Linked DNA regions of Mus musculus: region 2 is linked to region 1. The links are chromatin loops, found by intact Hi-C in ENCODE. Cell type or tissue: heart. All regions are shown on one strand.

Region 1 (8,000 bases):
AAAAGGCTTTGTGCACTAGTGGCTAAAAGCAAAAGATGAAAACATGCTCGTTTTCTTGTGGGCATCCAGTACTTTTATTTATGACACTTTATCACATTTTGTAATGATGTATTTGCAAGTATGAGTGCTAGCACACAGTATTGAGAACTCTTGGATCATACTACCTAGCTCTCGGATGTCTGGAAAATCATTGACCTCAGGCATTCTGCAGTTCATGAAATCTGTCTGGGCCTTATTTGAGAACTGGAAATAATAGTGCAGTATACTTCATAGGGCTGTGAGCATTTACTGGGTTAAATCATGTATAATATTAGAGTAACCCTCAGTACCTTATTCAAACAGTGTTTGCAGCTATTGTGTAGTATTTTTCTTCCCACTAAACTGTGCACTCCAAAGGAACCCCTGGGTACTTCGCTCCAGGCTCAGTGTTCATAGAACGGCTCTGTCTCCAATATTACAACTTTATGGGACAGAGTCAAGTAAAAGCCACTCTGGAGGAGCAATGTGCAGGGCAATTTCCCGATGCCCCCCCCCCCCCCCCCCGCGCAGCTGTACCCCAAGTCAGAGGCCATTCCCCACTGGGCAGAAGGGAGCTCAGCCAACTGCTGCCTCTCAGTCTTGATTACAGCAGGGTGCCCACTGGGAATCCAGCCTCCTCTGTCAGCAGGCCAGTGCTGCCAGGGGAGGCAACTGAGAGGTACTCTGGCCTCCCAAGCTTCAGTGGGGTGGGAAGAGCACAAAGGGAGGACTTACCCCACAGCCCAGGGAGCAAAGTGTGTGTGGGGGGGTGGGGGTTGGAGATTAGGGGGAAGTGGGGGAAGAAAGCCCTGACTGATTACCTGAGAGGAGAGAACCAAGGAAAGAGCTGAGGTGACAGGGGCACTGTGTACTCCACCCTTCCACATGGCAACAGGAAGTTAAGTGGAGGGGACAAGGCCACTTCCTACCTCAAAGCAGCAGGTCCCAAGTCTCAGCCCGGTTGGGTAAGGAGGTTGTAAAATCAGGGATGCCAGTAAGTCTTCATTTTCTCTCATCCATCCTTGCTGCAGAAGCGGCTGCTAGTTGCGCTCCAGAAATGGAGGCAGCAGCCAGCGTGTCATTTTTTCACCAGTGTGCCCTTCCTGAGGGCTGGAGGCAGCTTGGGTCCTGACCTCCAGACGCTGATACTTGAACCTCACATATTCATTAACAGAAGATGGAGTGAGGAGTGGGGAGAGGTCACAAGCATAGACTAGGGGTAAAATGGGGTCTCTTAGGGATACCCTAGGGGGAAAGGTCAAAGCAGGGTTACAACCTGACTGGCCCAACGTGCCTGCTGTGACCCGTTTGTCATCCCGCCTACAGGATCTACACTGGATGCTTCAGGATAACCATCTAAAGCATCGCGTGTCTCTGGGTGAAATGGAAAATGACGTAGGAAAATATTGGGTGAAATCTTGGAAATGACTCATACTACCATGTAAATGGAGCCACCCATTTTTCAACAACTGTTCATCAACTACCTCCTATCTGCTCGTCACTGCCTTTTAGCGGAATGTCCTAATAAAGTGGAGATTTATAATTTATACAATTAGAAGCCTCCATTTTTCTTTTACAGCTCTACCTTGCTCCTGTCTTCCCTCCTTCACACTTTCTCTTGATAGCACAGACCTCTGCCTGCCTAGTGTCCACTCTGGCAGCGTGGAGCCTAGAGACACTTCTGTGTGCTCACACAAACATCCTCACACACACACCCTTCTTAATCCCCATTGCCGTAGCACCCACACAACCTCCAGCTACCTCACAGCAATTAGAGGGACGACACTCACAAATAATAACGAGCTCGCTAGCTCCCTGCGCATCAGTATCTATGGCAACCTCATGGGGTCCACAGACTATGCTGTTCTGGTTGTAACCAGTCCCCTGGGCAGCACTAGCACTCAGGCAGTGCTCAGAGCTCCCGGAACAGTAAACAACACAGGAAATTGATGCCTTGATAATCACCAGAGGTACCCCACTGGGTGGTACCCCTCCCTTGTCCTGATCTTTCGTCTTGAAGCCACTGAAAATTACATATTGCCCCCCTGAATGACATATACTTCCCTCCCTAATTTCGGAATGTGATTTTAGAGCACGTGAGAATACTTACTCTTCCAATCTAAGAAAAACAGAGCAGTTGGAAGTGAGGTCTTTAATTGAAAGGGGAGGCAGGTGCGCTGTCATGCACCTGTAATCACAAGATGGTGACTAGTTTGAGAACAGCCTGGTCTATCTAGTGAGTTCTATGCCAGCCAGGGCCATACAGTGAGACATCATCTCAGAAAAGCCAAATAAATAAATGAATGTAAATGCAAGGGAGATGATGCCATTAAAATCAAAGCATAGTTGCTCACATGTTGGGAGATGTTGTAAATCAATGCTAGGAGAATGAAGTCGGCCGTGTGTTCCTAGGATGCAAGGAGCTCAGTCCATAGGACTCTAAATGCTAAGGATTGCACAGCCATGTTCCAGCTGTATACACATATATGTGCATATGTATGTAAATATAAAGTGTGTATCACCACCACCATCATCATCACCATTAGTATTTGGGTTTTCGAGACAGGATTCCTCTCTGTAGTCCTGTCTGTCCTGGAACTCATTCTATAGAACAGGCTGGCCTCAGACTCAGAGATCTGCCTGCCTCTACGTCCTAAGTGCTGGGATTACTACTACTACTACTACTATTATTATTATTATTATTTAATGTGTATGGGTTTTTGCCTACATGTCTGTGTACTAGATGCGTGCCTAGTATCCTTTGAGGCCAGAAGAGGGAGTCAGAGCCTCTGGAACTGGATAGTTATGAGCCACCATATTGGTGCTGGGAATTAAACCTAGTCCTCTGGAAGAGCAGCAGTCAGTGCTCTTTAACAATTGAGCTGTCTCTTCAGTCCTTGTGTGTAACTCTTGGTCAAAAGGAAGTTTAAAATCTGCTGGACCAGTAGCTTCTCTGAGCCCTTCCAACTTTGTAAGAGTCTAGTACCAGTTTCACAAGAGGCGATAAGATCATGCGTGAGCCCTCTTCAAGGAACTCTGAAAGAATTAAGCGATGGTGGAGCATTTGAAAACTATGAACATGATGTGATAATTCGGATAGGAAAGCCTAAGTAAAAATGAAAGCCGTTAAGACAACCCCCAACTCCGGAGTAAGAGGTGTCCTTGTTCTGGAGGCCACATTGGGAGAGTGGGCTCAGCACTCAGTGCGCATGCTCCCAGACAAGTCACGGGGTGAGATGAGAGTATTACCCCCATCCCTCCACTGACAGCTAGAAAGGGGCTAGGAAACGCAAATGAAACCGACCGCAGAACCCCTTTAAGGGGGAGCCAATATATTTGACGTAAGGGATTGAGTTCCAGAAGATTTGAGTAAAGGGGACTGAGATTTTTTTGGGTGAGAGGCTGAGGTTGTTTGAGGTGGGAGCCGCAGTATGGATGTGAGGAACTGAGGTGTGGGGTAGAGTCTGAGGCACCAGATTGAAAAGCTGAGCTCAGCAGTTTGGTGAGTTGTAAGAACATGTAACGTGTGCAGCCAAGATTTCTGGGTTGCAGAGTCACCCAATGGGAGAGTACTGAGTGTGTGCAAAGCTCTGAGTTCATCCCCAAGGAGAAATAAGAACAAATTCCCTTCCATTGTCTAAACAAGAGGATCAGAGGGCAGTGTAGACTTGCTCTTCTGCTCTCCCGGGTCCTCTGATTCTTGTCCCTTCTGCCGTCCCCTTTTAGACTAGGTGTTCACTGAAGGCAGGAAGTATCTAATTTTTTCCATTAAACGCTCAGCGCCTGGCACTCATTAAATATTTGTGAAATGAATAAAGGATGGGGGTGGGGTGTGGATAAGATACTTGGAGAGGAAGATGAAGCACAGCGGAGAGGTAATAGCGCCTCCTTAGAGGCTAACGAAAGATGCTGAGCCACCAACCACCGCCTGCACTAGCTCTGCTGGACAGGAAGAATGGCATGTGCCGCCCCCTGGTGGCTGGATGTGAGTCACACTAGAGCTTTCAGGGAGATGATGTTACAAGGGACATTCACTATGCATTCTGCATATGCTATATAATTTATGCACTCCCCTGTGAGTACAGAAGCTACCTACTTCATCTTACAGAAGGGGAAGCCTGTAAAAGTAAAATAGGTTGCCCAAAGGCAACAGCTCCTGGAGAAACAGTCAAGATAAAGGCCAACTGAAAGCCAGTCAACAGGAAGAGTGTGTGAAAAACAAAACGTCACGCAGTGGTGGCACACACTTTCAACCCCAGCATTTGGGAGGCAGAGGCAGGCAGATCTCTGTGTTTCAGGACAGCCTGGTCTACAGAGTTAGAACTAGCTCCAGGACAGCCAGGGCTACACAATGAAAGGCCATAGGGATGATTTCATGGGATGTAAATTGAAACCTTAAAGTCAATGTGACCTTAGCTTCAAAGGCACTGTGTCCAGACTTTACTCAGAGGTCAAATCTATCCACCCACCCACACATCCACACATTCATTCATCCATCCATCCATCATCCACCCACCCACCCATCCACACATCTATCCATCCATCCATCCATCTACACATCCATCCATCCATCCATTCACATCCATCCATCCATTCACATCCATCCATTCATCCATCCACACATCCATCCATCCACCCACACATCCACACATTCATCTATCCATCCATTCATCCATCCATCCATCTATCTATCCATCCATCCATCCATCCATTCACACATCCATCCATCCATCCATTTGACTGAACACTTTGCTCTGCTCTTCTCACTTGGAACATAGGAAGGAAGAATCCAGCAAAATCCCTGCCTTTGTGGAGTTTACATTTCTATAGGAAGGCAATGAACCAAGAAAAGTAATTTCAGACTCACTTCTACTGCTGAGAAAGTAAAATGAACTTATGGCGTTTGGTTCAGGTACCCACATGGTATCTCACAACTGCCTTTAACTCTAGTTCCAAGGAGTTCAGTGTGCTCTGGCCTCCGAGGGCACTGCAAGCACACATTGCACATCACACACACACACACACACACACACACACACAAATAAAAACTATTATTAAAAACTGTCAGTATGGGCTGGAGAGCTAGCTCAGCAGTTAAGAGCACTGGCTGCTCTTTCAGAGGTCCTGAGTTCAATTCCCAGCAACCACATGGTGGCTCACAACTGTCTGTAATGGGATCTGATGCCCCTTCCTGGTGTGTCTGAAGATAGCAACAAATAAGTAATTCTTTTAAAAAAAACCCAAAAAAACTGTCAGTATACTTGAGGGGTAGAAAGGAGACTCTGGTGTAGAGTGGCAAGAGAGAGAGAGAGGTGGGAAAGCACCTACAGGCCCTAGTTAAACTGCACTGCCCTTTTACAACCAACCTCGAGTTCCTTCAGGGTCTAACACTCTGAAGCTCCCAGGGAGCCCACAAGGAAGACTGCTTCCACTCTCACCCACCATGATGAAACCTGCAACTCCAGCACAAGGTGAGAAGATTCCTCCACCAAGGACAGACATAAGTCTCTGCCCGAAGCTGGACATTCTGCTGTTACTTGGTCAACACAAAGGAGAGTGAGTGTTAGATATAGGTACAGGCTAACACTGCAGTGCTTCAGAGTCTCTGAGGGCAATACTCCCGGAGAATGGATGGACAGTGTCCCCTCAAGTCCACTGATAGTTGTCTCCCTGCTTTTGTAAAGCTTTAATCCTAACTGACATAGAAGACAGAAAGGTGGCTCAGAAATAGACTCTCCAAGAAGATGTACTTACCAGAAGCAAGAAGAAAATAACAAATTGGGTATAAGAAAATAGTTGTCACAGCAACCTCTGGGGCTTTGAAAAAATGCCTGTCTTTAGATGGTTCTACCTACACCACGTCCTATGCTTGTCCTTCAGTTCTCTCTTCCAGCACCGCTTTCTCTGAGTAGCAACCAGGGCTCTGACCCTTTGATGGGATCACATTTCTGTAGTGACACCCCCCAAAGCACCAACCATCACTGCTTCAAAGCACTTGTCCCAAGTACAACTTTACAATTGCTTCTATGCCTCTAGGACTCAGGAGGTCAGTATCTGTTTCTGTTTAACTCTAGTACCTGGGGTGTAGCAAGAACTCAATAAATGCCTAGACTATATATAAAAGCTGAGCACTTTGGGGCTTTTAATAGCAAGTAATTTGGATAAACAGAAACACTCGAAGTAGGAAGAAATGGAAGGAGAAGTATGTTAGTTGTTAGAGCCGAAGTAGAGGGAATATTGCCAGTAGAAAGGACAGTGTAGATCGGGTGCTGAAATAAACACCAAGGACTTGAAAATGCTTGGGAAACTGGGTAGTCAGGCTGAACTCAGATCCCCTGTGTATAACTCTACTTAGGTTTTTGTTTTGTTTTGCTTTTGAGTTAGGTCTCACTAAGTTGCCCTGGCTAGCCTTAAACACACTCAGTAGCCCAGGGAATTCTTGAACTAGAGAGCCTTCTGCTGTAGCCTCTTGAGTAGTTAGGACCATAGTCTTGTACTACCAGACCTTAGCTATCATCATCATGGATTGATTAATTTGGATTTAGAGCTTGTTGAATTTGAACGGATACAGGACATTCAAGTGTAAATGTCTGATGGGCACTATGGTAACTCAGGCCTGGGACCTTGGTGCCTCAGGACCTTCCTTAGAGTCCAGAAACTTGGACCCTGCCTTTCTCCCTTGCCTATGAGCCCACAATAGCCAGATAACCCTACTTTAATTCTCATATTTTTATTCATCTCCTTATCATCTATTTTAGTCTCTTATATGTAGTTTTTTCTTTATGGGGCTGGAGAGATGGCTCCGTGGTGGAGAGCACTGGTTGCTCTTCCAGGGGACCTGGGTTTAATTCACAGCATCCTTGTGTTGGCTCTCAGCTGTATGTAACTGAAGATCCAAGGGATCCAGCAGCCTCTTCAGGCATCAGGCACACACACACACACACACACACACACACACACGCACGCACATGCACGCGCATACGCAAACATGGTACACAACTATGCATGCAGGTAAAACACCCATACACATAAAATAACTAATTAATAATAATATATATTAATAATTTATATTAATAATATAAATTAACTAATTAATAAAGTTTCTTTGTGTGTGTGTGTGTGTGTGTGTGTGTGTGTGTGTGTGTGGGTGTTTCGAGACAGGGTTTCTCTGTGTAGCCCTGGCTGTCCTGGAACTCACTCTGTAGACCAGGCTGACCTCGAACTCAGAAATCTGCCTGCCTCTGCCTCCCAAGTGCTGGGATTAAAGGTGTGTGCCAACATGCCTGGCTAATAAAGTTTCTTAATTTAAAATGTTGCTATATGTTTTTAATTCCCTTCCTTTCTCTTCCTTTTCTTTTCTTTCTTTTCCTTTTTTTATTTTTATTTATTTATTTTTTGTTTGTTTATTTTTCTGTTCGTCTGAGACAGGATTTCACTTCAGACTGGACTTGGCTTTGAGGCAGTTCTCTTGTTTAAGCCCTTTAGAGTTAGGATTACAGATGTGAGCCATCATACCCCATCAATTATATTTTCAAGGAAGTATTTGAAATTGTATGTATTGTTAGTATGTGGAGGGCATGTGTGTGCCCATGGTGTGTCCCTGGGGGTCACAAGACAACGTCTGTGGGGTTGCTTCTCTGCTTCACCTTTCACATGGGTCCAGGGACTGAACTCAGATCCTTAGAGTCAAACAGCAAGCACTTTACCCACTGAGCCATCTCGCTGACCCACAGTGGCGGCTTCTTATTTGTTTTTTTGTTTTTTTTTTTTTTTGGACAGTTTTCAATATGGAGTTGTTTTCTGTGTGTATATATTTACTTATTTCTCAAATATTACCCTAGTCTTTATAGCAACTTGAGAAATTGAATTTTATCATCCCCATTTTGAGGGGACCGAAGCAGGAGGGTGTTTGAGACTGGCCTTGGCTACAGAGCAATCACAGGACTGAATCCAGCCTGTGCTACAGAGGTCCTGTCTTGAAA
Region 2 (8,000 bases), 95 kb before region 1:
CTGATTTCTACAGCAAAGTAAGTATTATACAAGTACAAGCCTAAATCAGAACTCAGGTGTGCTGTGCACCAGGAAGGGTAAGTGACGCTTATGCAGGTGCAGGGTCCTGGCCATTCCACCACCTCACTGGAACACTCACCTCTCTAGGACCTTTATGCAAAGTGAGCGTGCTGGTCACGAATGGTTGTTGCTGGAGAGTGAGGCCTGCTTTTTGCTCAGTGCTTGCCAGACTCCTTTATCCCTCTCATTATATAAATAATCATAAAAGGCCAGGGCAAATCAGGTGCTCCATTTCCACAAGGGAAAGAACTATGAATAACCACACAGTACTATACCAGTGAAAAAGCTTTACTGTCATATAAAAACAGCAACAAGAAGTTTTTCAGGTTTGCGGCTCAGCTACAAGGCATACAGCACCATCACTTGCTGCAGGTTATGGGTACTCATGGTACCCATGGGTACTCGTGGTAGAGGTTTGTAATAGTCTTTTATTTACTACCAGAGTATGGCTAGAACACAAGTGTTACTGTGTTTATTTTATCATCTCAGGTTTCATTTTATATAATAAACTGATTTTTCCAGTGTCTTCTACATGGTTTCTTTATTACATTTGTTTATTATGTGTATGTGTGTAGTAGCTTGTACTACCCTGTACTTGTATATATCATAAGAGTCAGTTTTCTTTCTGCCATGTGGTCTCAAGGACTAAACTCAACAGACTTAGTGGCAGCACCTCTATTCACCAAGTGAGCCATTTTGCTGGCCTGTATTTGCTTATTTTGGGGGATTGAGGTGATAAAATTGGAGACTTGTAAAAAATAATGGTAAACACTTTTCCTTTCTCATTTCATTATTTTATTTATTTTTTGTTTGTTTCATTAAGGCAGGGTCATGTTATATGGCCCTGGCTTGCCAAGTACTCATTATATGTAACTTAGGCTGGTTTCAAACTCTTTAATCTGTCTCCTGCCTCAATTTCCCAAGTGCTTGGATTGTAGGCATATGCCACGCCTGGCATAGCTATTTTTAGCATGAACAAGATACACAAAGGCTCGTCTCATTTTAAACATTTAAGAGATATTTAAAAATATTTTTCCGTGCTCGCTTTGGCAGCCTATATACTAAAACGGGGACGATACAGAGAAGATTAGCATGGCCCTTGCACAAGGATGACACGCAAATTCGTGAAGTGTTCCATAGTTTTGTAAAGTGGATAAAAAAGATTTGTTAGCAAATGCAAATTAAAGTTTGGGAAAGAAAAGAAATTTACCCATGTGTGCGTTCGAGGTGTTGGTAGAAGTAATTATGAGCCCTGCAACGTGGATGCTGGAAACCAAACAGTCCTCTGGAAGAGCTAAAAACACTCTTTAAGCACGGAGCTACCTCTCCAGACCCTGAGCTAGCTAAGATTTCAAAGTAGATGTTGGGGTACATAAGGTCACAAACAATATAAATGTGTGTGACAATAAAAAAGGTGCCTTGATGGCTGCCGGTAGGGTGTGGTAAGAGAGGGAAAACCCCTCTGATGTGAACCCAGTGTTAATCTTGGGATTCGCCAGAAAAACGAAGTCCACCATTTTGGGCTAAATTTAAAGCAAGCTTTATTAGATACTAAATACTGACCAAAAGATGGACTTTTTGGTCAGGCCCATTCCTGGAATTTCCCTCCTGAATTAGCTATGTGACTCCGGAAGAAAGGCATCCACGTAGGCTATCAAGGGAGAATTCCAAACATCTGAGGTAAAAAATGTCAGCAAATATACCTTGCTCTAAAGTAGACATCATATAAACTACAGGACTGCTGGATTCCGCTTCCATTAGCAGAAATGTCTTGAATTCATTTGCAAATACCAAAGAATCTATATATAGCACATCTTTTGATTCGGTTTTGTAAACAGTTAAGTCAAACACTCAAGTCCAACAAATCACAACTGGAGGTCTATAAAAAGAAGTGATATAGTTGCTCTAATATTAAATGTTGTGTATGTCACACGTAAATGTTACAACGTTCACCCTACTGTGCGATCATTCCAAACGAGTAAACAGTATCTACCTAGCAGTCCATGTAAGAGTTGTAAAAAGCAACCATTTTATTATTTTGGTTTTTCTGCTACAGAGTTTCTCTGTGTAGCCCTGGCAGTCCTGGAGACCAGGCTGGCCTCAAACTCAGATCCGCCTGCCTCCCCGCCTCCCCGCCTCCCCACCTCCCCAGTGCCGGGATTTAAAGGCGAGCGTCACCACCGCCTGGCAAAAGGAATCATCATTCTCACAGACTTGTTAAAACAAAAGTCCTTTGCAATCCAAAATCCTTAACTCCAGCCCCACGGGATCCAACGCCTTCCCCTGGCCGCCACGGACGCGGCACTCACGTGGTGCCCACACGCAGACACCGACTCACAAATAAGTGGCAGCCGCGGACACGGGGCCCCTGAATCCTGCCGGGTCCCGAGCACGCAAAGGGCGCGCACAACCTATAGCATCCTAACCTGCTGTCGGCTGCCGGCCCGACGGGGTTCGAATCCAGTGTCACCGTGAGGCCAAGACCCGGAAAGTGCGCGCACAGCTGCCCGTTGTCCGCACGCCAAGCGCGTAGAGGTCAAGAGGGGTCACGCACGGCGCCGCGGAGCCTACTGGGAACGCTGTGCAAAATGGCGACGCCCAGTCTACGCGGCCGCCTGGCGCGGTTTGCGAACCCGGGAAAACCTATACTGAAACCCAACAAGCCTCTTATCTTAGCTAACCGCGTCGGGAACCGACGTAGAGAAAAGGGAGGTGAGCACTTGGAGCGGGGGCGGCTAGGTAATCTCGGGGGAGAGGTGTTAGGTCGCCCTGTGGCTGAAGGTCTCCCAGTTCTTCCCCTCCAGAGGCAACCTGTATCACGGAGATGTCGATGATGATGGCTTGCTGGAAGCAGAATGAATTCCGCGACGAGGCGTGCAGGAAAGAGATCCAGGACTTCTTCGATTGTTCTTCCAGGGCTCAGGTGATGTCTGGCTCCTAGCGTGCCTTCTTGGGAAAAGAAAGGGGAATACAAAGAAATGGTTCAAGCCGGGCGTGGTGGCGCACGCCTTTAATCCCAGCACTTGGGAGGCAGAGGCAGGTGGATTTCTGAGTTCGAGGCCAGCCTGGTCTACAAAGTGAGTGCCAGGACAGCCAGGGCTACACAGAGAAACCCTGTCTCGAAAAACCAAAAAAAAAAAACCAAACGCAAAGAAATGGTTCACACCGCCCTGTGTTAAATTATGTACAGAGTCTCCCATTCATCTGTGACTGGCTCACCCTCACCAAAGTGAGAAAAAGCTAAGTTTTGTCATAGGTTGATCTTCACTAATTTGCTAGCCAGAATAGTAGTTTGAGATGATAACAATCATTTGTACATCCCCAATCCCTTTAAATCCCCTTTTTGTTCCTTTGGGTTTTTTGTTTGTTTGTTTGGGGTGTGTGTGTGTGTGTGTGTGTGTGTATGTGTGTAAGTGCTTGCGTGCTTGAAAATGCAGGGACACATCTGTGGGCACCAGTGCTGTGTGGTGGCCTGAGGTAAACGTCTGGAATTTTCCTCCATTCCTCTTCCACTTTATTCCTTGAGGCAGGGTCTCTTGGGGTTTGGAATATTATAAAAATTATGGGTCTAGGTCAGAATAAGCTAAAGAACTGTGACTTTGTTTTTTGTTTTCTGTTTTCTGTTGTGTTTTCAGGAAGCCAGGAAGATGAGATCAATCCAGGAGTCTCTGGGACAGTCCGAGAGTTTATCTCCCCACAAGATGACCAAGTTGTTACAGAGATTTCCCAACAAATCTCATCTCATCTGAAAATGGAGAAATATTTTCAATGAACTCTCATTTCCAAAAGCTATACAGAGAGGCACGTTTGGGAGGTTTGCGGTTTGCATTTGCATTGCTACGAGTTTTTGAAGGGTAAAATGAGGCAAAATACTTAATTTTGCTCTTTTGAATGAATCGTATTCTGGATGCTGTCTTGAAATAAAATCCTCTAAAAAGAAGTTGGCCATTTCTTCTAATTAGCTGCTTCTCCTCACACCTCCAGCCCCATCCTGAAGAGGAATATCTCTGCCTTTCCCTTCACTGGGCAAGCACCCAACCTCTGAGCCAACCTGAGCACGTCCTTTCTTGGGCTCTATAATCTCCCCAAACCCTGGAAGTTCTTTATTCCTGGGATGCTCTTCATTTCCTTTCTTTTGTTTTGTTTTTGTTTTTTTTTTGTTTTTTTTCTTTTTCTTTTTTGAAAGAGAGTTTCTCTGTGTATTCCTGGCTGTCCTGTAACTCACTCTGTAGACCAGGCCAGTCGCAAACTCCGAGATCGCCTGCCTCTTTCTCCCAAGTGCTGGGATTAAAGGCATGCGCCACCACTGCCCAGTCCAAATATGCTTTTGATGAGCAAGTCTGAATGTCTTTTGTTGCCTTTCAAGTCCTTTACATCATTTAGTCCTTTGGCTTTTAGATACATAAGTAGCAATGAAGTCTGTGTATGCAGAGCCTTTTTGCCATCAGCTGTATTCAGTGAGGGCATACTTCACAAATAGTCTGTCCAAAGTGCTTACTGAAGCAAGTGCATATACTGATACCCAGAGATTCTGTAGATACATATTATTTTATTTGTACAGTTAATATACTTAGGGGCTGGAGAGCTGACTCCATTTAAGGGTACTTGCTACTTTTGTAGAGGACTGACATTGGGTTCCACAGTGACCATCCTAGCTGCCTCACAGCTTCTTGCAACTAGTACCAGGGAGCCTGATAGCAGTGCAATTAGAGACAGATATATACGATAAAAAAAAAATTGTTGGATATGGTGGGTTCTGTTTGTATAGGTGCCCAGGGAGTGGATATGTGGATATATGGATATGTGGCCTTGTTGGATTAGGTGTGTCACTGTCAGAGTGGGCTTAAGACTCTCATCCTAGCTGCCTGGAAGTCAGTCTTCCATTAGTAGCCTTCAGATGAAGATGTAGAATCCTCAGCTCCTCCTGCACCATGCCTGCCTGGATGCTGCCAGTTCCTGCCTTGATAATGGACTGGACCTGTGAACCAGTAAGCCTGCTCCAGTTAAATCTTGTCCTTGTAAGAGTTGCCTTGGTCACGGTGTCTGTTCACAGCAGAAAACCCTAACTAAGACACTGGTACATGCCTTTTCCCCCCAACGCTTAGAAGGCAGGCAGGCAGGCAGACAGGCAGATCTCTGAGCAATGCCATAAAGAGACCCTCAACAAAACAAAACAAAAATCATTTTTAAAAAAGAGTTGCTTTAAAAAAAAAAAGCAAACAGCCTGGTTGTTGTGGGCTCACACCTTTAATCCAGCACAGAGGCTGGCAAGTCTCCGGGTTATAGCCAGCCTGGTCTAAAAAGCGTTCAAGGACAGCAAGGACTACACAGTGAAAACATGTCACAGTGAAACGCCCCCCCCCCCAAAGAAAATTAAAAGTAAAAATTACCAATGATTTAAATACTCTGCCCAGTCTTGCTTAATGTAAAAGTAAGCAGTACTATTTATAAATTTGGTCATTAACTTTTACCTAAGAAATGTGAAGGTAATTTTTTTTCCTGTCCCCTCTGGCAACTATTTCCTTTTTCTATTAAATAATCAGGTAGAGTAGATTATCATGTCTCAATATTTCAGTGACTTTCCACTTAATTCTCCCAAGTGGTATGACTAAGATTTGGTGGGCAATTCACTGTAAATTACTGTTGTTGTTTTTTTTTTCTTACATTCTCCGGTTTGCTGATAGTATTTACTGTCCTCTGGTAGTAGGAATAATTGTGTGAGATTTTATATATGTTCTGCCCCTCCAGGCACAACCAAATTAGCCTTTTCTTAATAGCCGATAGAATTTTTTTTTTTTTTTCAAGACAGGGTTTCTCTGTTTAAAATTTAGCTCTGGCTATCCTGGAACTCACTCTGTAGACCAGGCTGGCCTCGAACTCAGAAATCTGCCTGCCTCTGCCTCCCAAGTGCTGGGATTAAAGGCATGCACCACCGCTGCCCAGCAGTAGCTTATAGTATTAATGTGGTATAGAAATGAGAGTTCTCCATGGTCTAGGTGTGATAATTACTGCAGTGAAGAGGGGTCTTTCCTCATCTCTCAATAGCTAGATTTCCCTATAGTCGTGTATTCCACTATAATTGCCTGGTTCTGCAAGCTGGGTCTTTTAGTTACATGAAGAAGTTCAGTGTTTTGGATACTTTAGACTAAGGAGGGTCAGTAGATTCCCATTAGCCTAATAAGTCTGTCAACTGGGATGAGGAGAAATATATCTAGCCATAGCTGAAATTTAGCATTTCAGTCAGGGTTAAACGATACAATCGACAGTAGCATTAGTGTCCATATAAAATAATCAAGGGTGGTGGCATAGAACCCAGGGCCTTGTAAATGCTAGGCAAACATTATCAATTAAATACCCTGCAGAGGCTGAAGAGGTGGCTCAGTCAACAAAGGCTGGGTTCACAACCAAAAATGTAAGAGTTAAATACCCTGCCAATCTTGGCTTTTAATGTATAAATAAACAGTACTACGTAACACGTTTGTTTTATATGTCTCAATAATTGTATTTAAACCCAATTAATGTGTAATTCATAAACAATCAGGCAAGGTGAAAGGCATCCACGGACTTCACTATACTGATAAAAGGTCTTCATCGCGTGCGCACACGCACACTCGCAGATTAAAAATCCCCAGATTCAAAAGCAGTACGGAGGAAAAGGACATCCATCCATTTCCTGAAATCAAATGCTTTCTTTCCTGGCGCTCCCCTTTAGAAAGCTAAAGTGGCTGGATTATAGGCTTTGGACTGCAACTCCCAGAAGGCAATGCGGCCTAGGCCTAGCCCCGAAGCGTGACAATAACCTATCCAATGGTCACTGCACGGTCCCCTGACAGCCAGCGATTCTCGATGTGAACGGTGTCCACTTCTTTGGGGACACTATGGGTACCAAGTAATTGCTGGAATCTGTGACCCGTTCCTATTCCTTTGGGAGCTGTGTGTGAGAGTGGGCTCGAGAAAACTGCAGGCAGTGCACACACATGTCCCCTACACCCGCCCGTACGCGGTCCAGTCCTCGAGCACGCGAGGGCGGAAGTAGTGATGGCCGGCGCGGCCGGAAGTTCGGATCAGCTGATGGGGGAGGCGGCGCCGCAGCCGCCTAGAGGCCCTGGCCGCCCAGCGCTTCGTCCCGGCCTCGAGTCTCGCAGGCTGGCCACAATCCCCGCTCGCACCTCGCTGTTGGGTGAGGCCCGGCCCGGTGTCCCTCCCAGGCCCGAGATCCTTGCCCGGCACGGCCGCCCTGAGCGCCCCGGCCACCCCCAGCCCCGGCTCGCCCCTCAGGCCCCGGGCCTCCCCTCAGTCCCCGGCCGGCGGCCCAGGCCCCGGATCCGCGGGGGGAGACCCGGCCCCGGGGGGTGCGGGCCCCATGGAGCTGATGTTCGCGGAGTGGGAGGACGGCGAGCGCTTCTCGTTTGAGGATTCCGACCGCTTTGAGGAGGATTCACTCTGTTCGTTCATTTCCGAGGCCGAGAGCCTTTGCCAGAACTGGCGAGGATGGCGCAAACAGTCAGCGGGGCCCAATTCCCCCACTGGAGGCGGTGGCGGAGGTGGCAGTGGCGGTACCAGAACGCGAGGTGAGGATGAGCGGGGAAGACTGCGAGGGGGAGGGGAGCAAGCTGGTCCCGCTTGGGCCTTGCTTGGGAGCTGTCCGGACCGGGAGCTGTCCCAAGCTTAGAGCAGACTTCAGGACTCGCTTCCCTGGCCTTCCAGGGACGGGGTGGCATCTTAACAGCAGAGCCGGGGCGTGGGGGGTAGAAAGATATAGAGGGGAGAAAGGAGAGGAAAGGAGAGAGAGAGAGAAGGAGAGAGAGAGAGAAGGAGAGAGAGACAGAGAGAGAGAAGGAAGAATGAATACACTCACTGGCGCGCGTTCACATAAGCTTGTGTTGTGGCAAAGAACATCCTGGCTTGGCCAGAAAGATCTTTTGTTATTCCGTTACGCC

The links. Hi-C counts contacts between places; a loop is a spot of excess contacts. Peaks named below come from ENCODE experiments on the same cell type or tissue, not always from the same donor. Only the 100,000 strongest peaks of a DNase experiment are listed, where the experiment ranks them.
Region 2: it touches region 1 in a loop (4-fold over the local background); 6 of 42 quality-filtered maps call a loop at or near these places.

Annotation. Positions count from the first base shown.
Region 1 is chr14:20,794,990-20,802,989 of GRCm38, forward strand. It overlaps Gm30108 (predicted gene, 30108), which reads left to right. Exons shown (of 2, transcript NR_153779.1): 2 at 1,345-1,565. Among named protein-coding and RNA genes, the nearest start is that of Gm30108, 4.8 kb to the left of the region's middle. In heart, a CTCF peak has its summit at 3,992 (motif pointing left); DNase peaks (open chromatin) are centred at 3,472 and 3,942; H3K4me3 peaks cover 1,338 bases; H3K27ac peaks cover 1,102 bases.
Region 2 is chr14:20,700,426-20,708,425 of GRCm38, forward strand. It overlaps Chchd1 (coiled-coil-helix-coiled-coil-helix domain containing 1), which reads left to right and starts at 2,602. Exons shown (of 3, transcript NM_025366.3): 1 at 2,602-2,772; 2 at 2,865-2,983; 3 at 3,696-4,000. The coding sequence starts at 2,649. The coding sequence ends at 3,809. Zswim8 (zinc finger SWIM-type containing 8) reads left to right here and starts at 7,127. Exons shown (of 26, transcript NM_027996.3): 1 at 7,127-7,631. The coding sequence starts at 7,424. Gm25328 (a small nuclear RNA gene) reads left to right here and starts at 1,098; the gene lies at 1,098-1,204. It overlaps 6230400D17Rik (RIKEN cDNA 6230400D17 gene), which reads right to left and starts at 2,674. Exons shown (of 1, transcript NR_029446.1): 1 at 1,587-2,674. In heart, a CTCF peak has its summit at 7,183; DNase peaks (open chromatin) are centred at 2,516 and 7,006; H3K4me3 peaks cover 4,187 bases; H3K27ac peaks cover 3,769 bases.